Regions from separate parts of the Homo sapiens genome. Here regions 1 and 3 are each linked to region 2. A link is an interaction called in ENCODE POLR2A ChIA-PET data of the cell type or tissue named here. Cell type or tissue: MCF 10A. All regions are shown on one strand. Region 1 has its middle 41 kb from the start of TMED10. Region 2 holds the start of FOS (Fos proto-oncogene, AP-1 transcription factor subunit). Region 3 overlaps TMED10 (transmembrane p24 trafficking protein 10).

The links. Peaks named below come from ENCODE experiments on the same cell type or tissue, not always from the same donor. Only the 100,000 strongest peaks of a DNase experiment are listed, where the experiment ranks them.
Region 1: POLR2A ChIA-PET joins it to region 2 with 14 read pairs; 8 of 35 experiments call an interaction of 5 or more read pairs at or near these places.
Region 3: POLR2A ChIA-PET joins it to region 2 with 12 read pairs; 11 of 35 experiments call an interaction of 5 or more read pairs at or near these places.

The regions. Positions count from the first base shown.
Region 1 is chr14:75,215,931-75,218,430 of GRCh38, reverse strand. No RefSeq gene overlaps it. Among named protein-coding and RNA genes, the nearest start is that of TMED10, 41 kb to the right of the region's middle. In MCF 10A, no CTCF peak of the experiment used is centred here; no DNase peak of the experiment used is centred here.
Region 2 is chr14:75,277,427-75,279,926 of GRCh38, reverse strand. It overlaps FOS (Fos proto-oncogene, AP-1 transcription factor subunit), which reads right to left and starts at 1,099. Exons shown (of 4, transcript NM_005252.4): 1 at 804-1,099; 2 at 1-50. The coding sequence starts at 944. RefSeq lists enhancers at 1-181, 768-827, 182-1,109 and silencers at 1,198-1,257, 1,608-1,697, 2,426-2,500. In MCF 10A, no CTCF peak of the experiment used is centred here; DNase peaks (open chromatin) are centred at 1,126, 1,416 and 2,086.
Region 3 is chr14:75,151,438-75,153,937 of GRCh38, reverse strand. It overlaps TMED10 (transmembrane p24 trafficking protein 10), which reads left to right. Exons shown (of 5, transcript NM_006827.6): 2 at 1,795-1,906. Among named protein-coding and RNA genes, the nearest start is that of TMED10, 24 kb to the left of the region's middle. RefSeq lists an enhancer at 910-1,574. In MCF 10A, no CTCF peak of the experiment used is centred here; no DNase peak of the experiment used is centred here.

The DNA of each region.
Region 1 (2,500 bases), 61 kb after region 2:
GACCATGCCTGAAAGTATATCAACACAAGACAAAGTGAACTAAAAATTTAATAACATTCTGGTTCATTTAACTAACAGGTGGTCAAATGTCTATAGTTGAAGTTGCATCCATGAACATTTGAATTAACTATGGCTGCAGTGATAACACTTGCCAGGTCTTTGCTTTACTTCTCCCTGCAAATCCTGGGTATTTACTTGGGTATCTTGAGCCTCTGGTAAAATGCTATTGCATGTCCTCCTCCTTTGACTCTCTTCCCAAGAGCTGCTTTGATTCGACAAGCCTCCACTGAGCCCTTCAAATGTGCCCTGCAGTGTAGTAGTTGCTGTGGATACACTCATAGTACGTGGATGCTAATTTGGGATTAGTATGGCATTTTGAGACAGAAGGCTTGAAAAAAATGGTACTGCCTCTAATGGAAGAGGACACTAAGTGAGTGAGTGGGAGCTGGGTTGGTCTGGAAGACAATGACTCAGGACATGAGGTGATCAGGGCATCCCAGTGGAAAATGTTTATGAAGTTGTTGGAGCTGAAGGGTTGGATCTTAGGTGAGAATATGAGCTCAAGAACTAAATGTGGAAGTCTTCCATGTAAAGGTGAGTCCACTGAGAAGGGCAGAAAATAGAACAGAAGCCCACCGGCTAAACCTTGAGGTGCAATTCAGAGATGAAAGGTAGGAGGAGGCTAAGAAAGCAGCCAAGGAGATGAGTAAGAACAACTGGAGAAATAGGAAGAAAGCCAGGAGAGCTCAGCACTATTGCAGTTTAGAGTGAAGTGTGTTTTGCTCTGCTTTTTTGTTGTTGCTGTTTTAATTTTTATTTTATTTTATTTTATGAGACAGGGTCTCCTTATGTTGACCAGGCTGGTCTTCAACCCATCAGCTCAAACGATCCTCCTGCCTCAGCCTCCCAAGTAGCTGACATTCCAGACATATGCCGCCATACCAGCTTTGTTGGATTTTTGTTTTTGTTGTTGTTGTTTGGTTTTTGAGACAGGGTTTCACTCTGTCCCCTAGACTGGAGTGCAGTGGCACAATCATGGCTCACTGCAGCCTCCACCTCCCAGGCTCAAGTGGTCTTCCCACCTCAGCCTCCCAAGTGGCTGGGACTACAGGCAAGCACCATCACACCAAGCTAATTTTTAAATTTTTTGTGGAGATGGGGGTCTCTTTATGTTGCCCAGGCTAGGGTTTTATTTTTATTTTTATTTTTAGATGGAGTCTCGCTCTGTCACCAGGCTGGAGTGCAGTGGCACGACCGTGGCTCACTGCAACCTCCACCTCCCAGGTTCAAGCAATTCTCCTGCCTCAGCCTCCTGAGTAGCTGGGATTACAGGCACATGCCACCACACCAGCTAATTTTTGTATTTTTAATAGAGATGGGGTTTCACCATGTTGGCCAGGATGGTCTCCATCTCCTGACCTTGTGATGCTCCTGCCTCAGCTGCTCAAAGTGCTGAGACTACAGGTGTGAGCCACTGCACCCAGCTAGGTTTTATTTTTTAAAGGGACAATAAAAAGGTTTCAAAGCTTCATAGCATGAACACTGAGAAAAGGCCTCTAGGGTGTAAGATGACCAACGTCCTAGTTTGCCCAATATTGTCCCAGTTTTAGCACTGCCAAGTCCCACATCCCAGGAAATATCTTAGTCCCGGGCAAACAGGACCGTTAGGATGTGCAGAGCCTTACACTAAGATACTAAGTTGGGCAACCAGGAATGTCAATATATACCCTCTAAAAGACCACATTAAAAAAAAATCAGATCCTGCATTTGCCACATCCTCTGGGCATGACCTTGGCCCGGACACAGGCCAGGGTTAATAAACTGTACTCACTGGATCCAGTCTTTGAAAACCTTTGATCGCTTTTGAGGTTTTTGGCCTGGAAGCATTTCCTATCATAAAATTTAGTTAAGTCAAACTCTTATTTGGTTCAAGTGCTCTTTCTCTGCATTGCCTTCACCCAAGCGATTGCTTTTACTGGAAACTCAGGGGTCAAGATAGAGCTGACGGCTTTCAGAAAAGAGAGTAAGCCTCAAAACTGATGCACCTGATAGAAAGAGTAAAGAAAATTAGTTCACTCCATCAAAGCTGGAGATCCAATTTTAAGGAAACTGCAACAGACATGGGGAGCTACAAGGTATATCTCTGGCAACCTCCAGGGCCTGTGGCTTTTCTGAAGACCCAAGGTATTGTGTTTTAGTTAGCAGTTATCACAAGGCTCTTTTTCCAATAGTATCTCGTGGTGCTTGGAAGTCGGAGGAAACTGAACGGCTTGCATGGTTTTGGTTTTTGTTTTTTACATGCCTTTGGTTCTGCCCATTTCCTCTAAGCTGGAGGCCAAAAACTGGCAGCTTGGATGGACCAATTCAGCCCGCAAGTGTGTTTTGTTTGGCCTACATGTTGTTGTTTTTTAAATTTTGAATTAGTTGCCAACATTTAAAAATCAGTAGATTTCACACACAAAAATCCAGATTTCCTGCTTTTCTTGAAAAATTGGAAGAT
Region 2 (2,500 bases):
ACCGTGGGAATGAAGTTGGCACTGGAGACGGCCAGGTCCGTGCAGAAGTCCTAGAACAAAACAGAAGGGGAAAGCCGACGTGAGCGAGCAGGTTCCGGACACAGGTGGGGCGAGTTCCCAGTGCCGCATGCAGCAGTGAAGAGAAACGATCCTGCCACGGACATTTCATCTTAAATGTCCCTCATCCTGGATGAAAGGTCTCCCCCTTTTCCTCCCAGGCATTCCGCAGCGCAGTGCCTGTCTCTTCCATCCTGCCGCTGCGTTCCCGTTATCCCTTCAGCATCACTTGCTTGAAAGGGGGTTTGTTATAAATATCCCTGACGTCTGCGCTGACGCAGGCGCCGCTCCGGAGTCTCCAGAATGAACTCGCTTTTTATCAATGAAACTGCCTTACACACCCGCCCGCTGCACCCTCCTCCCTCATCCCTCCTCCGTGCTCCAGGCTGCCGGGGGAGGGGGGATTGCCGCTTTCTGCCACCTCCCCGGAGAAGCCAGGCTCTAGTTAGCGAGTTTGTGCTTGGGACACGTCTGCTCCAGCTAATGTCAGAGATCCGTCCTGGAGTGCAGACCAGAGGTTGCTCAGAACGAACCTGCCTCCCGAAGGGGGAACCAATTCTTACTATGGCAAGCGTGCGTGCGCTCAGAGCAAGTCCCGAGCCCCCGAGCCGGCACCGCTCCGGCCACGGCAGCCTCCCTCCAGGCACAAGGGAGCCCCCTACTCATCTACTGGAGCGTCCCGCCCGGTGTCTCCTCCTCCGCGACCCCAAGCCCCCGGCCCCGCGGCGACGGGAAGCCAGCCTTACCTGCGCGTTGACAGGCGAGCCCATGCTGGAGAAGGAGTCTGCGGGTGAGTGGTAGTAAGAGAGGCTATCCCCGGCCGGGGACGCGCTGCTGCAGCGGGAGGATGACGCCTCGTAGTCTGCGTTGAAGCCCGAGAACATCATCGTGGCGGTTAGGCAAAGCCGGGCGAGGGGCCGAGGGGCGGAGACAGGTGGGCGCTGTGGAGCAGAGCTGGGTAGGAGCACGGTCACTGCTCGTTCGCTGCGCCGCGGCCGCCGGCTCAGTCTTGGCTTCTCAGATGCTCGCTGCAGATGCGGTTGGAGTACGAGGCGCCGCAGCCACTGCTTTTATAACAAGCGTTTTATGAATGAGTGTAAACGTCACGGGCTCAACCACGGTGGCGCCAGAGGGGTGGCGCGCGGGCCTGGGCGCTTCTGCGGCCGCCCGGCTGCGTCCCCAGCGCTCGCAGCTCCCTGCCCCCGCCTTGGCGCGTGTCCTAATCTCGTGAGCATTTCGCAGTTCCTGTCTCAGAGGTCTCGTGGGCCCCCCAAGATGAGGGGTTTCGGGGATGGCTCCCCCCAGGGCTACAGGGAAAGGCCGTGGAAACCTGCTGACGCAGATGTCCTAATATGGACATCCTGTGTAAGGGGGGAGGGATTGACGGGAACTGCTCGCGGGCTGCAGCCAACACCGAGGGTGCAGTGCGGGGGGAGGCGGGGGCCGCGGCTGGGGGAGGGGAGGCGGGAACGGCGCAGAATGAGAGAGAACATTCGCACCTGGTTCAATGCGGACCCTTGTTCCCGAGGTCGGGGGGGATGGGGCAGAGAGCGCCTTTTTACCCTTGTACGGAAACTGAAGACAGTTCTGAGGCTCAGAGATAGGAGAAACGGCATCGAGTACAGGACCCCGAGGACTTAAGCCTCGGCTCCCGAAGGAATGCGCCCCTACCCCCATCCCCAATTCTAGCCCTAATTCAGTGCAAAGCGTGGAAGCAGACCTTCATCCCCTAACCTCCAGCCCTCGGGCTCGAGCAATACTAGCACTGTTCCTGCGTTTGGAAGCAGAAAGTGGAGGATCCAAAATAAGAGAATACGATAACCTACTTTACGATACTGGGTACTTTATTTATTTATTTTTTTAAAGAAGACAGCGCATTTATTTATTTATTTTTCTCGGCCATGTGTGGGAATATTAAGGAAACTGTCAAATCCCTGAGACACCAGCAGATAAACACTGTGCAAAACCTACGTGCGAAGACATTTGAAGGGGGTGTCTGCCCGGTTCTGAGCTGGGCCCCAGGGGTAGGGAGTGCGAGGTGTGGTTATGTGGGCAGGGTGGTCAGTTCGGGATGACAAGGCGGGGTGTGCTTCCTGCGGGGAACTCAAATCTGCGCTGAGGGCTGGTTCGGTCCCGCCAGGAAGCTGTGCTTACGGGAGCCCGCAGCGGGTGATTTTCCAGCGCGGACTTGGAGGGTGGAGGACGGGGGCTGGAAGGACAGTGTCCAGCTGCGCCTGGGCGGAATACCTCGACTGCTGGGACCCCAGGAGCGGCTCCACGTCCTGGAACACGGGGCTTTGGGGAGGCAAGGTGCTCCAGAGTGTGCCACGCCCCCCAATCTCCTGCCCTGCTGCGTAGGACAGCCGGGGTCACGCTGCCGGGGCTCAGCCCCAGCGCGCTGGCCACCTCCAGGGCGCGAAGACGCATGTCCCCGCACAGCCCC
Region 3 (2,500 bases), 130 kb after region 2:
ATTAGCTGGGCATGGTCGTGGGTGCCTGTAGTTCCAGCTACTCGGGAGGCTGAGGCAGGAGAATCACCTGAACCCGGGAGGCGGAGGTTGCAGAGAGCCGAGATCACGCCACTGCACTCCAGCCTGGGGACAGAGTGAGACTCCATTTCAAAAAAAAAAAGGGAAAAAAAAATAGAAAGTCTCACCCCTCAGAAATAACTACTGTTATAAAGTACTTTTAAATATATAAGCTTAAATGTGTGCTACTTAATTTTCCTGCTTAAAATTTCCCCTTAAAAGAATTATGTTTTAACAAATAGCATTAGAACATCCAGTTTAATGTAATTAAGCCACTACTTTTGTGTTCCACATTGCAAAGTAGCTTCCAGTCTTAAGTGATGAAATATGCTTTCTACTAAGACAGCCACGTGCTCTAGAAATGAAGGCTAAGATCCAGTCTGTTAAATTACCATGGAATTCCCTTGCTTTGTATGTGGCTGTTTACTTAGCAGTATATGCCCTTTATTCTGTGCTGATAGGCCATTCTTTGGTAATAGAGCAGCTTAAGTCTGAAGAGCTAAAGCTAAGGATCTAGAAGAAAGGAATAATCATTTATGGAAGCCAAAGATACCTTTTTTTTTTTAGGATAAATTTCTCTCCTTTTTGTTTTTGTTTTTGTTTTTTTGAGACAGAGTCTTGCTCTGTCACCCAGGCTGCAGTGACACGGCAAGCTTCCCAGTACCTGGGACTATAGGTGCGCACCACCATGCCTGGCTAATTTTTGTATTTTTTGTAGAGATGAGGTTTCGCCATGTTGGTCTTGAACACTTTTTTTTTGAGACAGAATCTCACTCTGTCATCTGGGCTGGAGTGCAGTGGCGCAATCTTGGCTCACTGCAACCTCCGCCTCCCAGGTTCAAGCGATTCTCCTGCCTCAGCCTCCTGAGTAGCTGGGACTACAGGCATATGCCACTGCGCCCAGCTGATTTTGGTATTTTTAGTAGAGACGAGGTTTCTCCATGTTGGTTGGCCAGGATGGTCTTGATCTCTTGACCTCGTGATCCATCCGCCTCGGCCTCCCAAAGTGCTGGGATTACAGGCGTGAGCCACCGCGCCCAGCCAGGTCTTGAACTCTTGAGCTCAAGTGATCCTCCTGCCTTGGCGTTCCAAAGTTTGGGATTACAGGCGTGAGCCACCATGCCTGGCCAGAAACTTCTTTTTTGTTTCCTGTGTTTTGTTCCCACTCTACCTGGCCGTTGACATAATTAACATGAAATTTGCAGGAATAGATCTCCTGGATTGTCTTCTCTATGTATGCTTTTCTTCCTGCTGTCCTTGTATTGTGTGTCCTAATTTTATTCTCCACCCACACCCCTTCCCCATCAAATTTGTTTTATAGAATAAATGTGTTTTTATATATCTTTGTCCCTCTTGTATAATCTTTTGATAATTGTCTACTTTCATTTTTGTGACATGTTCCTCTATGCGGAATGATACTAGTGAGTTTTTGCCAATAAATCCAATGTATGTAACTTGGAGCATTAGCTAGATTAACTTTTTGGTATGGTAAGACATCCTATAGCAGCAACAGATTTTAGCCCACAGTGTGATTAGGCTATTTGAATGGATGAAATTTGCTGTATTTGGATTTAATCTTCTAATCCAGTTTTTGTCTTTGGGGATGGTTGGAACATAGTCATCATAATGAGAACTATCAATTGTCTTTCATAGATAGTGTCTCTATCTTCCCAGTTTCTGTAAGTTCTCTTCCTGAGTGTTATTTGCTGCCTATTCTTACTACTTTTCTTATTTTAGATCACAGATTCTGCTGGCCATATTCTCTACTCCAAAGAGGATGCAACCAAGGGGAAATTTGCCTTTACCACTGAAGATTATGACATGTTTGAAGTGTGTTTTGAGAGCAAGGGTGAGTAATCAAGAGTGTTTCTCTGGATTAAGAATCTTCTCCAACTCTAATGCTCCTTAATACAGTCAGCACTTAATATCTAGTTTCATTTGTATTCTTTATTTATTCTGATTTGGAGACCTGTTACCTTGTAGTCTTTGGAGCACCTTTTAAAAGGTCGACTACATGGAATAAAAGATTGAATAGGTGGAACAGAGAGAATTTTTAGGGCAGTAAAAATATTCTGTATGATACTGTAATAGTGGATACATGTCATTATATGGTTGTCCGAACATTACATTTGGAATGTACACCAAGAGTGAATCCTAATGTAAACTGTGGACTTTGGTAGATAGTGATGTGTCCATGTAGGTTCATCATTTGTAATGAATGTACCACTCTGGTGGGAAATGGTGATAATGGGGGAGGCTATGCATATGTAAGAGGAAGGGGGATATGGGAAATCTTTGTGCCTTCCTCTCAGTTTTGTTGTGAACCTAAAACTGCTCTAACAAAGTGAAGTCTTAAAAAAAAGGCTGGGCATGGTGGCTCATGCCTGTAATCCCAGCACTTTGGGAGGCCAAGGCAGGCAGATCACTGAAGGTTAGGAGTTTG